4 separate regions of the Homo sapiens genome follow, and regions 1, 2 and 3 are each linked to region 4. The links are chromatin loops, found by intact Hi-C in ENCODE. Cell type or tissue: HCT116. All regions are shown on one strand.

Region 1 (5,000 bases), 540 kb after region 4:
CTCACTTCTCACTTAGTATAACTTGTATCTTCATCAAACTGCACATTTGTCAACAGAATATAAAATAAAACTCCGAAAAACCCCTGCACTCTTGCTGATTTCTAAACATGCTTCATTTTCCCAAGTTTTTCTTCCCCTGAACTCTGCCTGTCAAAATATTACCCGGGATCCAGCAATTCCACTCCTAGATATAAACCCAACAGAAATGAAAACATATGCCCACACAAATGTATACATGAATATTCACTGGAGTATTATTCATAATGGTCAAAAAGTGGAAACAACCTAAATGTCTGTCAACTGACTAATGAACAGATAAGATGAGCACTTTGGGAAGTGGAGGTGGGGGGATCATGGCAACATAGTGAGACCTTGTCTCAACAATAAAAATACAGCCTGAGCAACATAGCAAGACCTCCTCTATACCAAAAATCATTTTTTAAAACTTAGCTGGGCCTGGTGGCACAAGCCTGTAGTCCCAGCTACTCAGGATGCTGAGGCCAGCGGATTGCTTGAGCCCAGGAGGGGAGGCTGCAGTGAGCTATTATTACGCCACTGTACTCCAGCCTGGGCAACAGAGTGATACCCTGTTTCAAGAAAAAAAATATCAGCCAGGCATGGTGACACGTGTTTGTAGTCCCAGCTACTTGGGAGGCTGAGGCAGGAGGATCACTTGAGCCCAGGAAGTCAAGGCTGCTCAGCTGTCACCATGCCACTGCCCTCCAGCCTGGGTAACAAAGTGAGACCCTATCTCAAAACAACAACAACAAAAAAGAAAGAAAATGAATACATAAAATGAAAATTAAAAAAAAAAATTAGCCAGGTATGGCTGTGTGTGCCTGTAGTCCTAGCTACTCTGGAGGCTGAGGTAGTAGGATCACTTGAGCCCAGGAGTTTGAGGTTACAGTGAGCTATGATTGTGCCACTGCACTCCAGCCTGGGTGACAGAGTGAGAACCTGTCTCTAATAATATGATATGGGATACCCACACAGTGGAATACCATTTGAGAATAAAAAAGAATGAAGTACTGCTAAGTACTGTAACATAATGAGCCTTAAAAATAGAATGCTAAGTGAAAGCAGCCAGTCACAAAGTCTCACATGTTGTTTGCTTCCATTTATATGAAATGTCCAGAATTGGCAAATTTATAGAGACAGAAAGTAGATTGGTGGTTGCCCAGGGCTTGGAAGGAGGATGGAGGATGTTGGGGGGTGATGGCTAAGGAATGCAGGGTTTATTTTTGGAGTAATAAAACTGTTCTAAAATGGATTGTGATGGATGCACAACCTGTGAATATACTAAAAGCCATTAAATTGTATGATTTAAATGGATGAATTCTATGGTATATAAATTATATCTCAATAAGAAAAGTATAAAAAAAAAAAAAAACTAAAGACTGGGCATGGTGGCTCACGCTTGTAATGCTAGCACTTTTGGGAGGCCGAGGCGGGTAGATCGCCTGCGGTCAGGAGTTCCAGATCAGCCTGGGCAACATGGTGAAACCCCGTCTCTACTAAAAATACAAAAAATTAGCCCAGGGTGGTGGCGGGCACCTATAATCCTAGCTGCTTGGGAGGCTGAGGCAGGCTGAGGCAGGACAATCGCTTGAACCTGGGGGGTGGGGGTGGAGTCTTGCTCTGTTGCCCAAGCTGGAGTGCAGTGGCACGATCTCAGCTCACTGCAACCTCCACCTCTGGGGTTCAAGCAATTCTCCTACCTCAAGCTCCCAAGGAGCTGGGATTACAGGCGTGCACCACCACACCCGGCTAATTTTTGTATTTTTAGTAGAGATGAGATTTTGCCATGTTGGCCAGGCTGGTCTCAAACTCCTGACCTCAAGTGATCCACCTGCCTTGTCCTCCGAAAGTGCTGTGATTACAGGCGTCAGCCACTGTATCTTTATAACTCTAGATGATTGAGCTATAGGCTCCAGAGGAAAGGTACACTCCAGACCAGCTCCAGAGAACGAGAGAAGACTTCCCGGAGGAGACGGTGCTAAATCCGAAGGGACCATTAAGGGTGAGTGTGGAGAAGGGCAGTTGGCAAGTTCAGAGACCTAGAGGAGGAAAAGACTGACCTGATATACTATGAACGAGGACCCTTGAATATGGCTCCTCCTGGGCCCCAGGCTGGATAGATGGTGTAGCACGTCTTTCCCCGGTAGAGAAGAGGCCAGTGCACTAGCCCCACACCTCCCTCTGTTGGCAGACATCTGTCTCTCCACACTATCCACAGAGCCATGATCTTCCTCTCACTCCAGCCCTTTCTGTGTGTGCTCACACACGGGAATGTCTGCACACACAGGTATGCATACTGGCGGACGGGCCTCCACCAACTTATTGTTACCTATCCCTGGGGCCCTGGGGTACGTCCTCAGATCAGATAGTGCGTGTGACTGGAAGCAGTTTATGTCTCAGGGCAGAATGTGTGAGATGGGTACTGACAGTCCCAGCAGATGAGGCCTGGGGACAAATGTCTTAGGACCAGGACCAGGGCCAGAGATTTCTGCAGTGGTCTGACCTTACAAAGATGCCTTTTCCCAGGCCACAGACTACTCCCTCCCTCCTCTGGAGGCCCATAGGGGATCTTTCCCCAGCCTGGAAGGCTACCCCATTCTGAGCAAGCCATCTAGGATGAACACATGGAGAGGAAAAGCAAACACAGGCCTAGGGCCTCCAACAACAAATAAACAAGCTGAAGGGAAAGTCTCTCTTGCCCTGACTCAGCTTCTGAGCCAAAGTAAAGAGAGAAGAGCAGCTTGCCCCCGCGTTTTTTCTTTCTTTCTTTCTTTTTTTTCTTTTTGAGACGGAGTCTTGCTCTGTTGTCAGGTTGGAGTGCAGTGGTACAGTCTTGGCTCACTGCAACTTCTGCCTCCCAGAATCAAGCAATTCTCCTGCCTCAGCCTCCCAAGTAGCTGGGATTACAGGTGCATGCCACCCCTCCTGGCTAACTTTTGTATTTTTAGTAGAGATGGGGTTTCACCATACTGGCCAGGCCAGTCTCGAACTCCTGACCTCGTGATCTACCCGCCTCAGCCCCCCAAAGTGTTGGGATTACAGGCATGAGCCACCGTGCCCGGCTCCTGTGTTGCCTTCCTGGTCGTAGAGAGGTAAATCCCCATTTGCTTCCTGCAGTTGCTAAGAGTGCTCCCAGGAAGGTCACACTCTCTTCCAGAGTTCTGAACCCATGCCTCTCTCCCTGCTGTAGGTGAAAGGAACAGGCAGGCCCTGGCCATTCCTGGCCCTTCACCCCTTTTGCTTCTCTCCTCCCAACTGCCCCTCCCAAGCTGCTGCTTCCCCTACAAGGGAACTGTTTCCTGAGTCCTTCTAGCCTCGTGCCCCAGCCAGCCATCTCTCTCCTGGCCTTCCCTTTGCCTGACAGTAACCTCTCCCACAGCTGATGTCACCCTGGCTTTGCACTGACACAGCAGCTGAGCTGGGCACAGCAGGGCTGCGAGGTCCAGAGGGCAGCTGGCTATGTCTGAGGCCAAGCTTCCCTCAGTGCTCGCCCAGGGCTTTTCCTCAGCCAAGAGCCTGCTTCTCTCCCATTCTGTGCCTCTAAGCCAACGTAGCCACATGGGGATAGAGTGTTGACTGAGCCTCCCCTGTGCCCAGCGGAAAGTCAATTCTCTGCTGTGTGGGGGAGAATGGAGCCAAAGTTCTGCTCCCACCCCTGGGGAGCTCACAGATTTCTAAGAGAAACAGGACAAAGCACAATAGCAAACTGGGCAGGCTAGCATCTGATGAAGGCAGAGTGTAAACATACTATATTAAACAGGGTCGGAGTTCAGGGAAGAGAGAGGGGCGCCCTTCCTAAGAGGTGCCCCTAGAATCGGGTAGGGGAAGAGAATGGGCTGGTGACAGAGTCATTTAGTGTTTTTTTAAAATTTATTTTTATTTATTTAAGCATCTATTTATGTGCACTGTGCTAGGTGCTTTGATAATCTACTAATATTTACCCACATATTTACCTGTATTTTGCAAGGCTCAGAAAAGTTGTACCAGCCTGGGAGCACTGAGGTGGGGGATGTGATGGGGATTTGTCTGTACCTAACATCTGCTAGGTGCGTACTAGGTACTTCATATGTTTTGTCTAGTAACTCATTCTTTCCAGCCACAGAACAAACATGCTGAGCAGAAAGTCAGAAGGACACTTGCTGGGCGCTGCTTCTCCCCTGCCCTGCCACCACTCACCACTTCCCCCGTGATCACATTCCCTGCTGCATAAACCCTAGTACCTAGGAGGCCTGGCCTCTGGGCAAGTTACATTCTGGAAGGCTCCCCAGGTCGGCTAAAAGCTTGATCTTTCTACTCCAGCCCCCAACTCCACCTTTCTTCCCCATCTCTCCCTACCCAAGAGAGAAAGGGAAAATCCCATGCTAGCCCTCAGCTTTACCTTCAGCATCTAAGGTGTAAATTAATGTAATCAAGGTGAATTTCCATGCTGTTATTCTGCTCCTCCCACACCCGGGGTTGGCTGGATTCCCTTTTAAAGGCCAGAGTTATTCCCTTCTCATGTCCTAAGGGACTCTGGATTTGCAATGTCATCTGGCCCAGATACGTTCTTGCAGAATATTTGGTGTCCCCATGTCCTCCTTTCAGGCAGCAGCCCAGAAAGCCAACTACCTTTATCCCATCCTTCCTAAGCCTGCAGTTGAGGACCAGCCAGGGAGATGGAGGAGCGAAGCCTGGAGCCCCAGGCACTGCAGGCCCCTCAGCCCTACCTCAGTTCCTGCAGCCTCAACAGCACTGAGAACCCCAAAGGGGGCTGTGGACCCTGTTGTTCCCAAGAACACGCCAAGAACCCATCATTCTTTCCCTCTAACATTCACTTTACCAAACCTCTGCTTTCCCCAGCCAAGTGTCAATGTCTTTTTTCTGATCCCCAAGAGCTGCTTGGCTCTCTGAGCCACCTGGCAAAGCTATGGCTGCCTATCGCATAGTTCAGGGAGGTCTATGAGGCTCAGCTGAGTCTGGGACCTCACCACCAACTCTGGCAC
Region 2 (5,000 bases), 140 kb before region 4:
CAGAAGAGGGGGGTGGATGTCGGATCAACAAAACAACCAGAGGATGAGGAGCTGGACCCTGCTTTGCCCTGGGGTGGGATGTTCTGGGGTCTCAAGGTGATTGTACCATGGGAGAGACAATCCCTTCCAATTACGGCTGCCTGGCCCCTCTCCGTCAGTGCATCTCTCTTCCCACAGTTCCCAAGTCCCTGCCCTCTGCTGGTTCTCCTCCCACCTCTCTGGCCACTCCTCTATCTCCTTCCAAGGCTCCTCTTTTTCCCTCTGTCCCCTGAAGGTAGGTACTTCTCCAAGCTCTGTCCCTGAGGTTCTTCCCTCCATACATTTGCTTCCAAGTGAATTTGCATAAGCAGTGCTCAGACTGCACCCTGTTTTGATCCAAAACCGTCCTGACTCCCCATTGCCTATGAAGGAAGTCCATAGCCTGAGCATTGCCTTCAAGCCCCTCAGGGCCAGGCCTCTTGCCTCCCTATCCCACCTACTTCCAGTCTGAATTCTCCATTCCAGCTTGTCCTGAGCCCTCCTGAACCCCATTTTCAGACTGGGGGCCAAGGCCTGCAGCTGAGCCTCTTTCTTCTTCATAGCAGGGGGCGTGGGCCCGGTACAGAAGTTTGTCACCTGGAGACTGAGACGTGGTAATTCATGCATCCCTTTACCAAGGCCTAGTTTACAGTAGAGCGGCAGATGAGGGTGCATACTGGGGGCCAGCTGAGTGGCTCTGGACTAAATTCAGTCAGGGTCAAGCATGGGGGATCAGGCAGCTAGAATGGTATGTATTGGGGGCAGCTAAAAGAATTGGACTAAGCTGACTAGGAAAGATAGGGTGGCAGACAGATATTGGGATGCATTTTAGGAGCTTGTGTTGGGACTCCCAAAGATATATTTGGGGGTGATGAGGGAGCCTGTGCTGGGCCTCCACTGGGCAACAGACTACTATGACAGTGCATGTTCAGGGGGCCCTGGGGGCACTGGGCTAAGACCCCATTAAGAAACAGACTGGTATAGGGGTCCATGTTGGGGCTGAGGGCTGGGGTTTGTGCTGCATTGGTGGGCAGGTTGCTGTGGGCTACCATGGTGGGGAGCATATAGGCTAGGCTAGGATTCTGCCCCAGGTACCTGGGCTCTCAGCTGGCCAATTCTGGGGCCCAGCCCTGCTGAGGGAAGCCCCTCTCCCCTCCCCTGATGGTTCCTGCCCTGCAGACCAGGAGAGGGGCCGGGCCCTGCTGTCTGCCAGGTCTGGGAGTCCCTCCAGCCAGCTGCCTAATGTGGATGAGCAGGTTCAGGCCTGGGAGAGCCGGCGGCCCCTCATTCAGGACCTGGCCCAGAGGCTGCTGACTGATGACGAGGTGCTGGCTGTCACCCGCCACTGCTCCCGGGTAAGCCTTCATCCCATCCGCAGCCCTGGCACACGGTCCTTCAGTCACCCAGCCCATCATTCATTCAGGCCACTGTCCACTGACCAGTGTCTGGGCTTGACACCAGGAGGCTAGTGGTCAGTAAAATCAGAAGTCACTCCTGTCACACACACACACACACACACACACACATCTGCCAGCTCACAGGAAGAAGAGCTAGAAAATCACTAGAACCTAAACGCCCATGGTGATGAGTCACATGAAGAGCTGAAGAAAAAGAACATGAGACGGTAACCCAGGAGACACACATTAGATGGTGTGGGCTGGGAGGCCCTCCTAGAGGAGGTGATATTTAAGCTGAGAAGAGAAGGAGCGGACAGGTGCCACGTGGGGAAAGTGAGTCCCTGCAGTCGCCTGCCTCTGCCCTCTGCAAGCCTCCATCCTTCACTGCATGCCACCCTCTGCTCCTAGGTCAGCCAGTAAGCCTGGCTTCATGCCAGGTCCTCTCCCCTGTTGCCCAAGTAAGTAATCCTTTGCCTCCCCCAACACCTAAACTGTCGTTCTCTGTTCTCTTCCACTTCAAAAAGAACCAGAGCGCCCCAGGGTGGAGAGAGAGTCAGATTTGAAGGAGTCTCTGGGGCCCACCTGTTGGGGAGGCTGTGGGGCACAGGTCACTCACTCCAGGACTGGCAGGTCCTCTCCTGTCCCTGTCTCAGGAAGGCCTGTGTGTGTACACTGGGCTCTTTGTGAGGAGTCTGCACACTGTGTGTGAGGGCGAGCTGGGGGGTCTTGAAAAATTGTTTGTGGATTCCCTCACCCTTCATCTTACTCAAAGTGGGGCTGTGTTGTATGTCTGTGTGGTGTGTGCACTGGCGTGTCTGTGGGGTACCTGGTTTGTACTGATATGACTGCATGATTGTGTGTGTGTGTGTGCATGTGAGCAAGCACGTGTCTGGCTAGCGTGTGTGTGTGTGTGTGTGTGTGTCCATGCATTGTCACCTGGAGACTGAGACATGGTCATTTATGCATCCTGTTATCAAGGCCCGGTTTGCAGCAGAGCTGCAGATAGGGGTGTGTGCTGGGGGAAGCTAAGGGGCTTTGGGCTAAACTCAGAAAGTGTCACCCTTAGCTCCCAGCGCTAAGTAGGGCAGCGTGTACCAGCCTCCAGTGGGCCGGCAATGCAGGCTTTGGCCACGAGGTGGGGCTCTGGGTCTGTCTCTTTGGAGGCTCCTTTTCCCTCATCCCTCCCTTCTCCTCTGCCCAAACCTCCCACTTGTGCCCCCATACCACCTGCCGAGCTCAACCACCACCCAAACCTGACCCAAGCCCCCCACACCAAGAGATCAGACCCTCTGCGATGGAGCCCTGGCTGGAGTGATGAGTAAAGTTCTCCTAGTGACTGGGGCATGTAGCCCTGAACTCCAGGCTTCCCTTCTCTCCCCATGTGAGCCATCTCTCTACAGCTGCCAGACCAGGAATCAGAAACCCCTGTCTGGTTGGCCAGGCACGGTGGCTCACGCCTGTAATCCCAGCACTTTGGGTGGCCGAGGTGAGCGGATCACCTGTAGTCAGGAGTTCGAGACCAGCCTGTCCAACATGGTGAAACCCCATCTCTACTAAAAATACAAAAAAAAAAAAAAATAGCTGGGCATGGTGGTGGGCGCCTGTAATCCCAGCTACTCGGTAGGCTGAGGCAGGAGAATCGCTTGAACCCTGGAGGTGGAGGTTGCAGTGAGCCAAGATCGTGCCATTGCACTCCAACCTGAGAACAAGAGCGAAAATCCATCTCAAAAAAAAAAAAAAAAGAAAGAAAAGAAACCCCTGTCTGATCGCTGTACACTCCCCAGGCCACCTGGTGACCCATTGTCTTTGGCAGAGGTGACCCATTGTCTTTGGCTCTCACATTCGAGGTCCTCCCAGATTCAACTCCCTAACCCACCAACCTCCACTTTCCCACGGCCGCCGCATAGGTTTATACAGGTTACAACCTGCACAACCTCAGAGACGCTACTCATATAGTCACAGCCTGTGCAGCAGCCCTGCAGGGAGGCTCTTCATGGACCCCATGGCCACGTTTAAACCACTATCTACTCGTTTTTCCACACCACCTTTGCAACACTTTCTTCCCAACTTTTGTGCTGTTCCCTACGTCTATCTTCTAAGAGTCAGTCAAAATACCACCACCTCCATGAAGCCCACTGGGATCTTCCCACCTTCCTCTGAGACTCCCTGTGCCCCATTGCCCATGGTTTGTAGTTCACCAGGGTATGTGACTCATCTTCCCCTCGCTCCCACTAGACCCAGTTCCTGAAGATCTGAGACAGGATCATTGTGCCCCTGCTGGCCAGTACAGGGCCTGGCACTTAGTAGGTACCGAATCCAAGTCCATGGACTTAAAGCGTGTGCACATATGAGGCTGGTTCTGCACCACATGTGTCTCTCCAGACAAAAGGGAATGTATTATTGATATGTGTATGTGTGAGTCGCTGTAACTGTGTGTGGTTTGGGGCCACACACATCATTTGTATTGTATTTATTTCCAGATATTTATGAATGACTCACTCTGACCACCAAGGCATGCTCTGTCTCTGTGCCTGTGCCCATAGAAAGTGTTCTATGCGTGCGTGTCCCTGACTCAGTCTCCCTCTTGCCACGAGGGGGCGATGTGCTGTCCAAATGGGATGGCTCCCAGTGTTCAGGTCTTCAGAGTCAGTGGGGTGTGGCTGGTGGCATCCGGGCAGTGCCAGGCAGAAGGGGCTCCACCCCGCCCCCCTCCAAGGGAACTGATTGGAGAGGCCCTTCCCCAAGGCTCCTATTCTAGCCCCGAACAAAGCCTAATTTGTAGGTCTGTGTGCAGACATATGCTGGGACAGCCAGGCACACAGCCTAGAGTTTGGCTCAAATTCCTTCCTTCTGCCTGGGATGTGGGGGTGGGGAGGAGAGTCCACTCCCTGCACATCCTTTTCCGGCACCAGAGCAGGCAAGAGTTAGACTTCCCGGGTTCCAGTCCCTCTTCACACTTCCTTATCTGTGTGGCTTTGAGTGAAGTCCTTCTCTCTGAGCCTGTTTCCGCATCTGTAAAACGGGAATAATTAATGCCATTTCTCAGGGTGGTTGCTGAGAGACAGTATGTAAAAGGCTTAGAAAAGTGTCTGTCCCAAAGCTGTTATCGATGCTGTTGCCATTTATTGCAGGTCTGTTATTACTGCAGGCTTCCACCCTGTCACCAAGATCAGACCACCCTGTGGCAGCTGGGGGTGGAGTGAACCTTTCCCAAGGCACGCAGGGCTGGATAGGTCCCTACATGCGTAGAAGAAACACCTGCATGCCCTGGTGTCCCCCTCACTCAGCTCTGGAAGCCCCCACTGCTGTCTGACCTGTGCTGCCTCTATCTGCAGTATGTGCACGAGGGAGGCATAGAGGACCTGGTGAGGCCCCTGCTGGCCATCCTCGACAGGCCGGAGAAGCTGCTACTGCTGCAGGACATCAGGTGGGAGGAGGTTGCAGAGAGGGCTTGGGGGCAGGAAGGGGATCCCTGGTACCACCCCCAACCTCCCGAGGGCTGAAGGGCATCCTGGCACCTCCGGAACTGAAATCCTGCCTGCCCCTCCCACCCCTGCTGTCTCTCGCCCTCTCCCAGGAGTGTGG
Region 3 (5,000 bases), 150 kb after region 4:
CGGCAGCGGAGCCGAGGCAGGAGAGTGGAATGTCTTCGTGATATGTTTATCCCCTAATCAGTTCATTAGTTATAAACAACATGACATTAGAAGTTAGGAGGCAGTTGATATTAATTTTTATTTAACTAGTTGATGTTTAATCCGTCACGCCAGGCTGGGTAGCGGCGAGAAAGATCTTCCTGACACAAAACCAGTTAGAACTTCATAAGGCACAATCAGTGTCCGCGCCTTGAAACAAACAAGAGAGACAGAGACAGAGAGACAGGGAGAGACAGAGAGACAGAGAGACAGTGGCAGCCCTGCCAGAGATGGAGTCGGAGACAGAGACAGAGTGGAGGGCTGGGAGAGAGCTAACCCAGGGCAAGAGCTGGGGGAAAATAAACTAGAAAGGCAGAGAGCTCAGACAGCTGGCAAGGGGCTGACAGCCCTGAACCTGGGCTCCAAGCCCAGGACAGCCCCGACTTAATAGGGACCAGGAGACCAACGCCCTGGGAAAGTCCGGCCAGGGCAGTGGTGGGGTGGTCGACCAGGGCCCTGCCAAGCCTGGCCGCTGCAACTACTAGCGCCTTCCGACAAGGAAAGTGTTTAGTGTCCATCGGTCTGGTGGGTGGCAAGGGTCTAATGTCACAGCGAGGCGAGGCCCTGACTTTCGGAAACTCCTCTCCCAGGTCTGGAGGCCAAGAACTTCTTCCCTCCCTGCTCCAGGAGGAGCCGGCCCAGGCAAGAGAGGAAAGGAGAAAAGGGCGTGAACTTTGCACCCAGCGGTTCAAGTTTCACAAAGTTTGTTGCGGTCACAGACAGAGAGGGGTGTGTGTGTGTGCACGTGTAAGCTCGCCAGTGGCAAAGAGGGAGGAAGTAAGAGACGGCGTGGGGATTCTGCAGGCGGGGGAGGGCATTTCCCCGGGTTTGACTAAGCCTTCAGGCGCGTCCCTGCATGCGGGCTCCTCGGGTGGCGGCCCTGGCTGCAAGTCTAAGGTCCCCTTGGCTTGCCCGGATTAATCTCCCCCTCTCAACCCCGCCCCCGAGCAGGAGCACTCGGCTTTTTCCACCTTCACTCCGGGCACCGGCGGGCACTGGCTTGGTCACGGCTTCCTGAGCAGGCACGGGAGCGGGGGCGGGCTGTAGTTTTCCGCCGTCGCGAAGGACACTGTTTGAGGCGACAGAGGCATCTTCGCCCGCGCGTAGACTCAAGCCGAGCATCTCACTGTTTGCGTGCTAATCTGAGTCCACTGCGAAAAGGAAATCGCTGAAATTCCGAAGAAAATTGCCTCTCGCCGGTGGTTAATAGTTAACTCAGACGGGAAAGTTCCCAGGGAAAGGCGAAAGCCAGGGCGAGAGGTGCAGGGGAGGCGCCCCGGGAGGGCCTCGGCCAGCCCCGGTCTCTCCCCTCCCAGGCCGCGCTCGGCCCCGCGCGCCTCCCCTTCCCGGGCGACGCATCCCCCACCCCGTAATTAGCATCGTTTAGTTCACAAAACCTTTCCTGGGAGAAATCTGTTCTCTCGTTCCGGGGCTCGGTTCAGCACCTGATTCCGCCGGGTGAAGCGAATAAATCACTGCGGCGGCGGGGGAGCCGGACCCAAGCCCGCCAGACGGTGGCCGCCGGGAGAACGAAAAAGTGAGAAAGAGGCAGCGGAGCCAGGAAAAATGATGCAGGGAGACGGCGCAATCCTAGCCCAGGAAGAGTGAGGGGCCCGGGAAAGGGAAACCCAGAGGCAGAGAAGGGGCCAAAATGGAAGAGGGAGATACAGAAAGAGACAGAAGAGAACAAGAAGGAGAGTGACAAGGAAAAGCGAACGAAAAGAAAGGGAAAATGAGGAAGGGAAATAAGTTAAAGAAACAAGAGCGAAGAGGGAGATTAAGAAGGAAGGGACAGGCGAATAAAGAAAATAAAAGAAAACCAGAAGAGCAAACGCTTTTGTTTATCTACAAAACCCCCTTGCAGGGCGCGCTTTCCCGACCGCGACCCGCGGCGGGAAGGGGGCCAGGGCTCTCGCGCTGAGGCCGCAGGCCCAGGAGGCCAGGGCGGGGCGCTCAGCCTGTGCGCTTGGGGCGCTAGGCGGGGTCCCGCGCGGACCTGGATTCCAAGTTGAACTTCAGGGCGCGGGGCGCGCCGGAGCATCTGCCCCTGGAAAGAGTGGTGTCTGGGTGTGGGGTGTCGTCCTGGGTCCATGGCGGGGAAGGGGACGGGTAGATAAAAGGTTCACGGCTCGTTCTTGGGCACGCATTGGGCGCCTGGGACTTTCAGCCCTGGCGCGAAGGGAGGTGGGGAGGCGGGGTGGCGGGAACCCGTGGTGGGCAGGCTGTGGCCGCTAAGCACAGACCCCCAACGTCCCCGCAGCTCGGACTTCTCATTCTTCAGCCGGCCCTGGGAAAACTCCCTTCTTGCGGATCTAGTGTCCAGGCTGGCGCGCCGGGCCACAGATGCAAGGAAAAAGTAACGCAGCCAGAACCGCGACCCAGCGCCAGCGGAGGGCGCATTTCCTGAGCCGCCTTCCCACTGCGACTCAGAGACGCGGCTCAGATTCTGCCCGTTCCCAGGGTCTTCTCCAGCACCGGTGTCCCCAGGCCAGAGGGTAGAGAGGAAGAAAGAAGAGGAGAAAGAAGCGGGGGCAGGGGTGGGGTGGGGAGGAAAAGGGACGGGAGAAGGGTGGGGGAGGAGAGGGGGCGGTGCAGAAGAGAAGCAGATTGCAATGAAAAGTGGAAATGCAGACCGGATGGAAAGGAGGGCTTAAGGATGCTAGGAAGCTTCCCCCTTCGGTTTGACTAGGTATCTACGTAGACAGAGATGGGAGCGCCCGGTTCCCCGGCCTCACCATTTTGAGCCCCTGTGCTTTGGCGCCCCCATGATGTCGGGCTGAAGACTGAGACCGCAACAGGGCCGCTGCAGGCTCCGGTATGAGTGAGACCGAGATCACAGAGTGGAAGACTTCCCTGCCCACTAGGCGGCCCTGGGATGACAAACGCCCTGAAATTTTCCAGCCTTTTGAGACTTCTGGGTCGACCTGGTCCAACCCACTCTGCTCCTCCTCTCTCCTCCTGTCCCCTCCTCTGGCATTGGCTGGTGGGTCAGCTGCAGAGCTGGACTAGACGAGTGGAAAAACAAACAAAACAAAACAGAAAAACCTCCAGGAAGGAGACTGGCAGCTCAATCAGTTCCTACTTCTGCACGGAGACAGAATGCAACTGATGCCTAGACCAGAATTCTTTGGAAGTAGGAAGGCAGAGACTGAGCTGGGCTGACTCAAAGAATCAGGGCACCAGTCAGTCAGTAAACCTGGACTGGGACAATGGGGCTAGAGAGGTAAATCACACACTGGCCTTGTTTTCAAGGAAGACATTACCTGGTTGCAAAGAGAAAGAGAGAGAGCTATCAACCAATAAATTCCAGGAAAGTGTCAAGATAAAGGTGACTGGGATACAGAGAAAGGTAATTGGGAGTGTCAGGGAACACTTCATAAAGGGAATGGGGTTTTGCAAGATCAGTAGATGTCCACTAAATGCAGGAGCTAAGCAGGTGAAATATTCCTAGGCAGAAGGAGCATCAAGATAAAGGCATGGGGAGGGGGCAACAGCCTACCTAGCTGGGGAAGCAAAAAGGATTCTGTGAAGCCAATATATGGGTCAAGTAAGGGAAATAAGGCTGGGAGGTTGGCAAGGCCTAGAGCAAGGAGAACTTTTGCTAAGGATTTGCTTTTCTCCTTTAGGTCATGGATGCAATTGAGAGATTTTTTGTTTGTTTGCTTGCTTTGTTTTGTTTTTGTTTTTGAGACAGGGTCTCACTTTGTCACCCAGGCCAAGTGCAGTGGCACTATCACAGCTCCTCGCATCCCCAACCTTCCAGGCTCAAGCAACCCTCCCACCTCAGCCTCCCGGGTAGTTAGAACTACAGGTACATGCCACCACACCTGGCTAATTTTTTAATGTTTTGTAGAGATGAGGTCTTGCTATGTTGCCCAGGCTGGCTTTGAACTCCTGAAGGCAAGCAATTCTCTCACCTTGGCCTCCCAAAGCAGAGATTACAGGAGTGACCCACTATGCCTTGCCTGGGAGATTTTTTCAACAGAGGAATGAAAAGATCTGATTTGGAGGGGACTCTATGGACAATGAGCTGTAGGTAGAGAGAGCATCAGAGACTGAGTGAGTGGTCTGCAAAAGAAGATGTGAGGCCTCAAAAAAGTCTAAGGGATACAGAAGCATTAGATGAGAGAGGCAGAAACAAGATGGTCACAGATTTTGTGTGTGTGTATGTGTGTTGCAGGGTGAGATGCTAAATTAAGGTCAACCTAGGTTTCTGGGTGAATTTCATCTCAATTCTGATTCCTCCCCTGTACCCTCCAACTCTCTTCCCTTGCAAATCCTCACCTGTAGTGGTTGTGAAGTGGAAACCCACATGTCCTGTCTCACTTGACAAATGGGTTTTTCTCCCAACCTCATGCACCCTTTACCGGGCAGTCTCATAGAACAATGCACACTATAGAAGATGATAACTTCTCACTAATCCCAAGACATCTGAGAAAGCAGCACCCAAGGGTAGAAGATGGAGTCAGCAGTCTGGAGGTGGACTCCACCTTTCTCAGATCTGAAATGTACCAGCTATGTGACCTTGGGCAAATCCCTTGAACTCACTCTGCCTAAGTGTTCACGTCTGTAAAATGGGGACAAGAATTTCTGCTTTATAGAATTGTTGGCCGGGCGTGGTGGCTCACGCCTGTAATCCCAGCACTTTGGGAGGCCGAGGCGGGCGAATCACGAGGTCAGGAGATCGAGACCATCCCGGCTAAAACGGTGAAACCCCGTCTCTACTAAAAATACAAAAAATTAGCCGGGCGTAGTGGCGGGCGCCTGTAGTCCCAGCTACTTGGGAGGCTGAGGCAGGAGAATGGCATGAACCCGGGAGGCGGAGCTTGCAGTGAGCCGAGATCCCGCCACTGCACTCCAGCCAAAAAAAAAAAAAAAAAATTGTTGGTCAGGTTAAGTAAGTTTTTATATTCCTGGCACAT
Region 4 (5,000 bases):
TTCAGGTCTCTGACCCTGATTCTGTATTGAGGCAGGAAGGGGTTTCACAGAGTGATCTCAGAAGTCCCTTCGCGGCCAGGCATGGTGGCTCACACCTGTAATCCCAGCACTTTGGGAGGCTGAGGAGGGTGGATCACGAGGTCAGGAGTTTAAGATAAGCCTGGGCAAGATGGTGAAACCCCGTCTCTACTAAAAATATAAAAATTAGCCAGACGTGGCCTGGGCGACAGAACGAGGCACGATCTAAAAAAAAAAAAAAAAAATTAGCCAGGCATGGTGGTGGGCATCTGTAATCCCAGCTATTCTGGGGGGCAGAGGTTGCAGTGGGTCGAGATTGCACATTGCACTCCAGCCTGGGCGACAAGAGCTAAACTCCATCTCAGGGGGGAAAAAAAAGAAGTCTCTTCAGGCTCTGACGCTCTGAAATTCTGTATGAATCAGTGAAGGAGTCTGTTGGCTTTTTCTTGATCCCCCTCAACCCTGTACTCCCCACAATAATCATCTGAAAGACTCTGAAACCAAGTTAGTAGCCCAGAGAAATCTGCAGTGTCTCAGGAATATTACAGTCACTAAACGGAACTAATGTTATTTGCAGAACAGGGATGGGGTGAGAGCCAACTCATTCGGGATTGGGATTCCTGAACCCCTGGCCCCCAACTGTAACTAGGTTCCTGGATGTGCAAAGGGCCAGGGGTCTCTGTTCTGCCTTCAAGGTCAAAACCAGGACTTCTGATTCTTGGGAACCTTGGAGGCCTCTTTGTTCAATCATTAGCCCTTAGGGCTACCTCATGGCAGGGAAGCCCATGCTAAAGGCAAACACTCACTGAGGCGCAGAGGGGAAACTGAGCCAAAATCACGCCCAAAACTTAAGACTCCAGTGACTGTCCTTGGATCCTATCCTGGCCTCCTGTTCCCCCATAACAGCCCTGGTGTGTCTATCAGAGGTGAGCTGGACGGCTGGGGTGCAGCGGTCATCGGGGTGATGGGACCAGGTTGGAGGCCTGAGGCCAGCCCAGGGTGGCTACATGGCAGGTGGACACAGTTTCTAGTGAGCAGGAATCTGGCACCCTCTGCTGACCCCGCGGCAGGAGACAGCTGGTCAACCAGGCTAGGCTGCAGCCACCAGGAGGGGGAGGGGTGGGGTCCAGGACCAAGAGGCAGCTTCCAGTCAAAAGAGCAACTTCCCTTTCGGAATAGATCATTTTTACTGGTTTTGCAATAAGCTTATGAGACAGGAACAATAGCAATAAACAAACCGAACAAGAAATCGAAAAGATGGACCCCGAAAGCTGTTACTGAGCCCTTCTCACCTTCTCTTAACGAGTCTCTAATTTATAACAAACTCATCAACCCAGCACCTCCAGGGTTCCCTGGTTCCAGGTTGGGAACCCCTGGCCTCTGCCTTGTGTGTGACTTGTCATCTCCAGGGTCCTAAGACCTGGCTCCAGAGGTGGCAGGAGGCTCTGGCTAGTAGGAGGAACTGGCCCAGGGTTGTCCAGGGACTTCCATCATGGCTTCCTCTGGGAGGATCTGCAAAGTGTGGTCCTCCCCTGCCATGCACCCCCCACCCCTGCCCAGTAGGTCTCTCCAGAATCAATGGGGCTGGCTCTGGATGGCCCACTTCCCCAAAACTTCTGCTCCAACCCTCTGCCCAGCCCCAGGCTGCTGATGCAGGCATGGAAATCATGTTCCTTTCAGACTACCAGATTAGGGCTTGGCATGGGAAGCTGAGATAGCTGGGGGCTTCCAAGCCCCCAAATTCCATACTCCTCGGATAGGACTGAGGTCACTGCTGTGGGCTGAGGTTTTTCTCTCCTTAAGATGAGAAGATCCATTAGGGCAGAGCCATGTCTCTCCCCTTCCCCTCTTCCCCTAAAGCTAAGGCTGTCTGTGAGGAGGGCCAAATGCCTCCCATCAGACTGGGCTTCCAGGAGGCCAGGGCTGAGTCTCTTCCTTCACCTGGAGATCCCTGGGGAAAGGCTGTGTCGCCTCCCTAGACTGCAGTCCCCTGGGCCTGGGCCATGTTTCCTTACCTTAGACTGAGGCTGTGGGAATGTGGGACTACATTTCTACCACAGGCTGCAGCTCCCTTAAGCATCCATTTTTTTTCCAGTCCCTTTTGTCACCCAGTAACCCTGAAGCTTTTCCCAAGGTAGCCCCCTGTATTCTACCTGTCCGCGCTGGAGGAACAAGTCAGCCCCTGTGCCTTTCCTGGCAGCTGGGCATAGGACAGGGCATCAGGGATGGGAAGCAGTGTTCTGCCAACGACTTTCTGGGTTGGGCAGGGCTATGCTTCTCTGCAGGGGACTGAGTGTCTCCTTGTGAAGCCTGCAATCATTGGAGATGGCCACAAGATGTCAGCTCGAGGCTGTGGAAATGGCTCCAGTCCTGGGACTGAGCTCAAAAGGAAGGAAATCAGACAGCAGCCTGAAAGGCCCCCTCTGTCCCCCACTCAAACTCACAACAATGCTCCATCTCTCTACTTTGTCCCCAGTTCTTTGCTCCCAGAAGAGTGGGTTCTGAGGCTCCTTGACTTCCAGCTCTGGGAAGGATGGGAGCTGCTGCCCCTATTGCAGGCACCCTTGCTGGGAAGAGCCCTGTGTGCCTGTGTTCCCCTGTGTGTCCTTGTGGGTGTGGCTTCAGGCCACCACAGCCAGTGTGAGTGCTCAGGGCTGCCTGCGTTTGTGTGCAACTCTTGGCAGGAATTTGTGTCTGCCACAATAGACAGAGAAATTCAGACCTGAAAGGGCCCTTCGAAATCTCCCAGTTCAACCTGTTGTTTTATAGATGAGGAAACAGAGGCCCAGAGAGAGAGAGGAAATGGCTTGTCCAAGGCCACACAGCAAGTCCATGTTGAGCTGTTCCTGGAACCCAGGACTCCCACTTTGCAGCATGTGTGTGCACCCATCTGGGAGTCTGGTTGACCAGGACTGTGTGCCTGGTGTACTTTTGTGTTAGTGATTTACATCCAATGGGTCCTGGAAAGTTCCCTGACTGACCATCAGCCTGCAAGTTTCCAAACAGAATCACAAGGAAATGGGAAGAAGGAAGGCATGGAAAGGAAGGAGGGAGAGACAGAGAAGTACATATGCATGTAGATGCACATCTCTTTTTGCTTCACGGGGACGGGGTGTAATGTCAATGGTTGGATGTGTCTGTATCTCCCTAGGTAAGTGTGCCTGTGTCAGATACCTTGATTCATTCTGGTGTTGAGGTTTGAGTTTGTGTACATGCATGTGTACACGTGTGTACAGGGACCCATTTGTGGGACTGCAGGGAGTCGAGGTGTCTTTGGGGAGGCGTTGGTGCTTTTGGCTGGGTACAGTGTGAGCGATGGTGTGTGCCGCGGTTGGCGTGCCTGTCAGTGACTCTGGAGCGAGCATCGGTCAGTGGCCACGTGAGTGACTAAGGGTGTCAGTGAGCATAAAGAAGAGGCTGCTCCCTCTCCTCATCTCTTTGTCCCCAATCAGACTGTCTTCCCATGGCCCCTAAGGTTTCAGTGTCCCTGCCCCAGTAGCAGTGAAGAAATCCTTTATCGGTTGAGGCACCAGCCCCCGTGTCGGGATTTCAAGGTTCCTGTCGGTTCCATCCATCTTCCGGGGCCTCCTGGTATTAGCATTGATCTACAGGGGAAATGGAGAGCGCGGCTGGGTTATTACGCACCCACCCGCCTTCCCTGGGCCGTGATTGAGTGCACACAGAGAATTTTTGAAACATGGCCACCCTAACTTATTCTGTCTTCCTGCCAATAGCGTGGCATGGGTCCAAATTACGGGTCGATACCAGCTGATCTTTTTATGTTAAACTGTGATGAAGTTGCTTCTGTGGGGAGATGGTATTAGGCCCTGGGTCCTCTTTTATTGGAGAACTTTTGGGATGGAAAAGGGAGGGATGGAAGAGTGGGCAAGGGGAGTGGTCAGTCGGGCATCATGGAGGGCAGGTAGTGTGTGCATGGGCCAGGAGCATGTGCATGCCCGCAGGGGAGTCAGAGCTCGCTGCACTGGCCCTGGGATTCCCGGTTCTTGCCTGATTTCTCCCCCTTGTGACCCTTGCCACACTGGGGACCCTCAGGGACCCCCATCAGACTTTCCATCGCTCGGCCAGCCTGCCCCTGGTGAGGCCCCTCCCTACTTCCCTCTAAGGATAGAATTCTGTTTTCCTCTAGCCGCTTCCACCCTTCTCCCCCACCCCCACTCTACACACCTGCACCATCAAACGGGTTTGTCTTTAACCTCCAAACAGGGAACTTTAATTAAAGAGACAGTGACCCCTTTTATGAGTTTGGTCGAGTTGGGTTTCAGGGCCCTTGTCACTAGTGGCTCACATAACCCTAACAAAAGCTTGAAGGCCCCAAGAGGAGCCGGTCTCCCTCGTAGACATTGTGGTGGGGGCACGGGTGGGATGGGGGTGGGGGCATGGAGAAGGGGGAGGCATCCTTGGGTCAGGATCCCCAGTGACTGCATTGGTGAGGTTGAAGGTTGGGGGAGGGGACAGGTGAGGGGTATAGGGAGGGAGCACTGACACTGTGCAGTACCTTTGGAGCGCAACCTCCCTGCATAGGACAGCCGTCTGGACCCCAGCAGTGTAGCGGCTTCTCTCTGCTTGAAATGGTTAAGTTTCCAAGAGGGACTCCTGCGAATGTCCAGGGCTTGAATCCCATTTGCCTATGGACTTGTATTATAAAACTTGAAGTCATCTCCAAGAGGAATAGACTGGATAGAACTCCAAGAAGAGCTGAATTTTTTTACCCACATACTTAAAGGAAAAGTGGTTTTATGATAAAACATAATTGCTAATAACTATAATAACACCATTCAACATCTGGCATGAAACACAAATTCTGTCCTGAACCTGAAGGTGCAAACACCGCACAGCATACACACTGCCAAGAAGGGAGCTGGCCCTCCACATGGAAGAGCTAAATTCAGGCCTCACTGGGCCCCCTGCTGTCCACATTCCCCACCCCCAGCTCCCTTAAGGACCCCAAGTGTAGACGTCTA

What was found. Peaks named below come from ENCODE experiments on the same cell type or tissue, not always from the same donor. Only the 100,000 strongest peaks of a DNase experiment are listed, where the experiment ranks them.
Region 1: a loop joins it to region 4, with 8 times the contacts of the local background. A loop is called at or near these places in 17 of 110 quality-filtered maps.
Region 2: a loop joins it to region 4, with 4 times the contacts of the local background. A loop is called at or near these places in 6 of 110 quality-filtered maps.
Region 3: it touches region 4 in a loop (2.9-fold over the local background); 4 of 110 quality-filtered maps call a loop at or near these places.

The regions. Positions count from the first base shown.
Region 1 is chr10:100,339,745-100,344,744 of GRCh38, reverse strand. No RefSeq gene overlaps it. Among named protein-coding and RNA genes, the nearest start is that of SCD, 5.0 kb to the left of the region's middle. RefSeq lists an enhancer at 2,019-2,313. In HCT116, a CTCF peak has its summit at 2,205 (motif pointing left); a DNase peak (open chromatin) is centred at 2,194; H3K27ac peaks cover 758 bases.
Region 2 is chr10:101,012,009-101,017,008 of GRCh38, reverse strand. PDZD7 (PDZ domain containing 7) reads left to right here. Exons shown (of 17, transcript NM_001195263.2): 10 at 582-632; 11 at 1,198-1,373; 12 at 4,751-4,842; 13 at 4,993-5,000. Among named protein-coding and RNA genes, the nearest start is that of LZTS2, 15 kb to the right of the region's middle. RefSeq lists enhancers at 2,718-2,767, 3,736-3,865. In HCT116, CTCF peaks have their summits at 2,541 (motif pointing right), 3,628 and 3,896; DNase peaks (open chromatin) are centred at 2,560, 3,698 and 3,978; H3K4me3 peaks cover 511 bases; H3K27ac peaks cover 1,779 bases.
Region 3 is chr10:100,727,118-100,732,117 of GRCh38, reverse strand. No RefSeq gene overlaps it. Among named protein-coding and RNA genes, the nearest start is that of PAX2, 16 kb to the left of the region's middle. In HCT116, CTCF peaks have their summits at 2,501 (motif pointing right) and 2,834; DNase peaks (open chromatin) are centred at 2,467 and 2,897; H3K4me3 peaks cover 2,997 bases; H3K27ac peaks cover 1,808 bases.
Region 4 is chr10:100,876,002-100,881,001 of GRCh38, reverse strand. No RefSeq gene overlaps it. Among named protein-coding and RNA genes, the nearest start is that of SLF2, 34 kb to the left of the region's middle. In HCT116, CTCF peaks have their summits at 899, 1,104 and 2,343 (motif pointing right); a DNase peak (open chromatin) is centred at 2,361.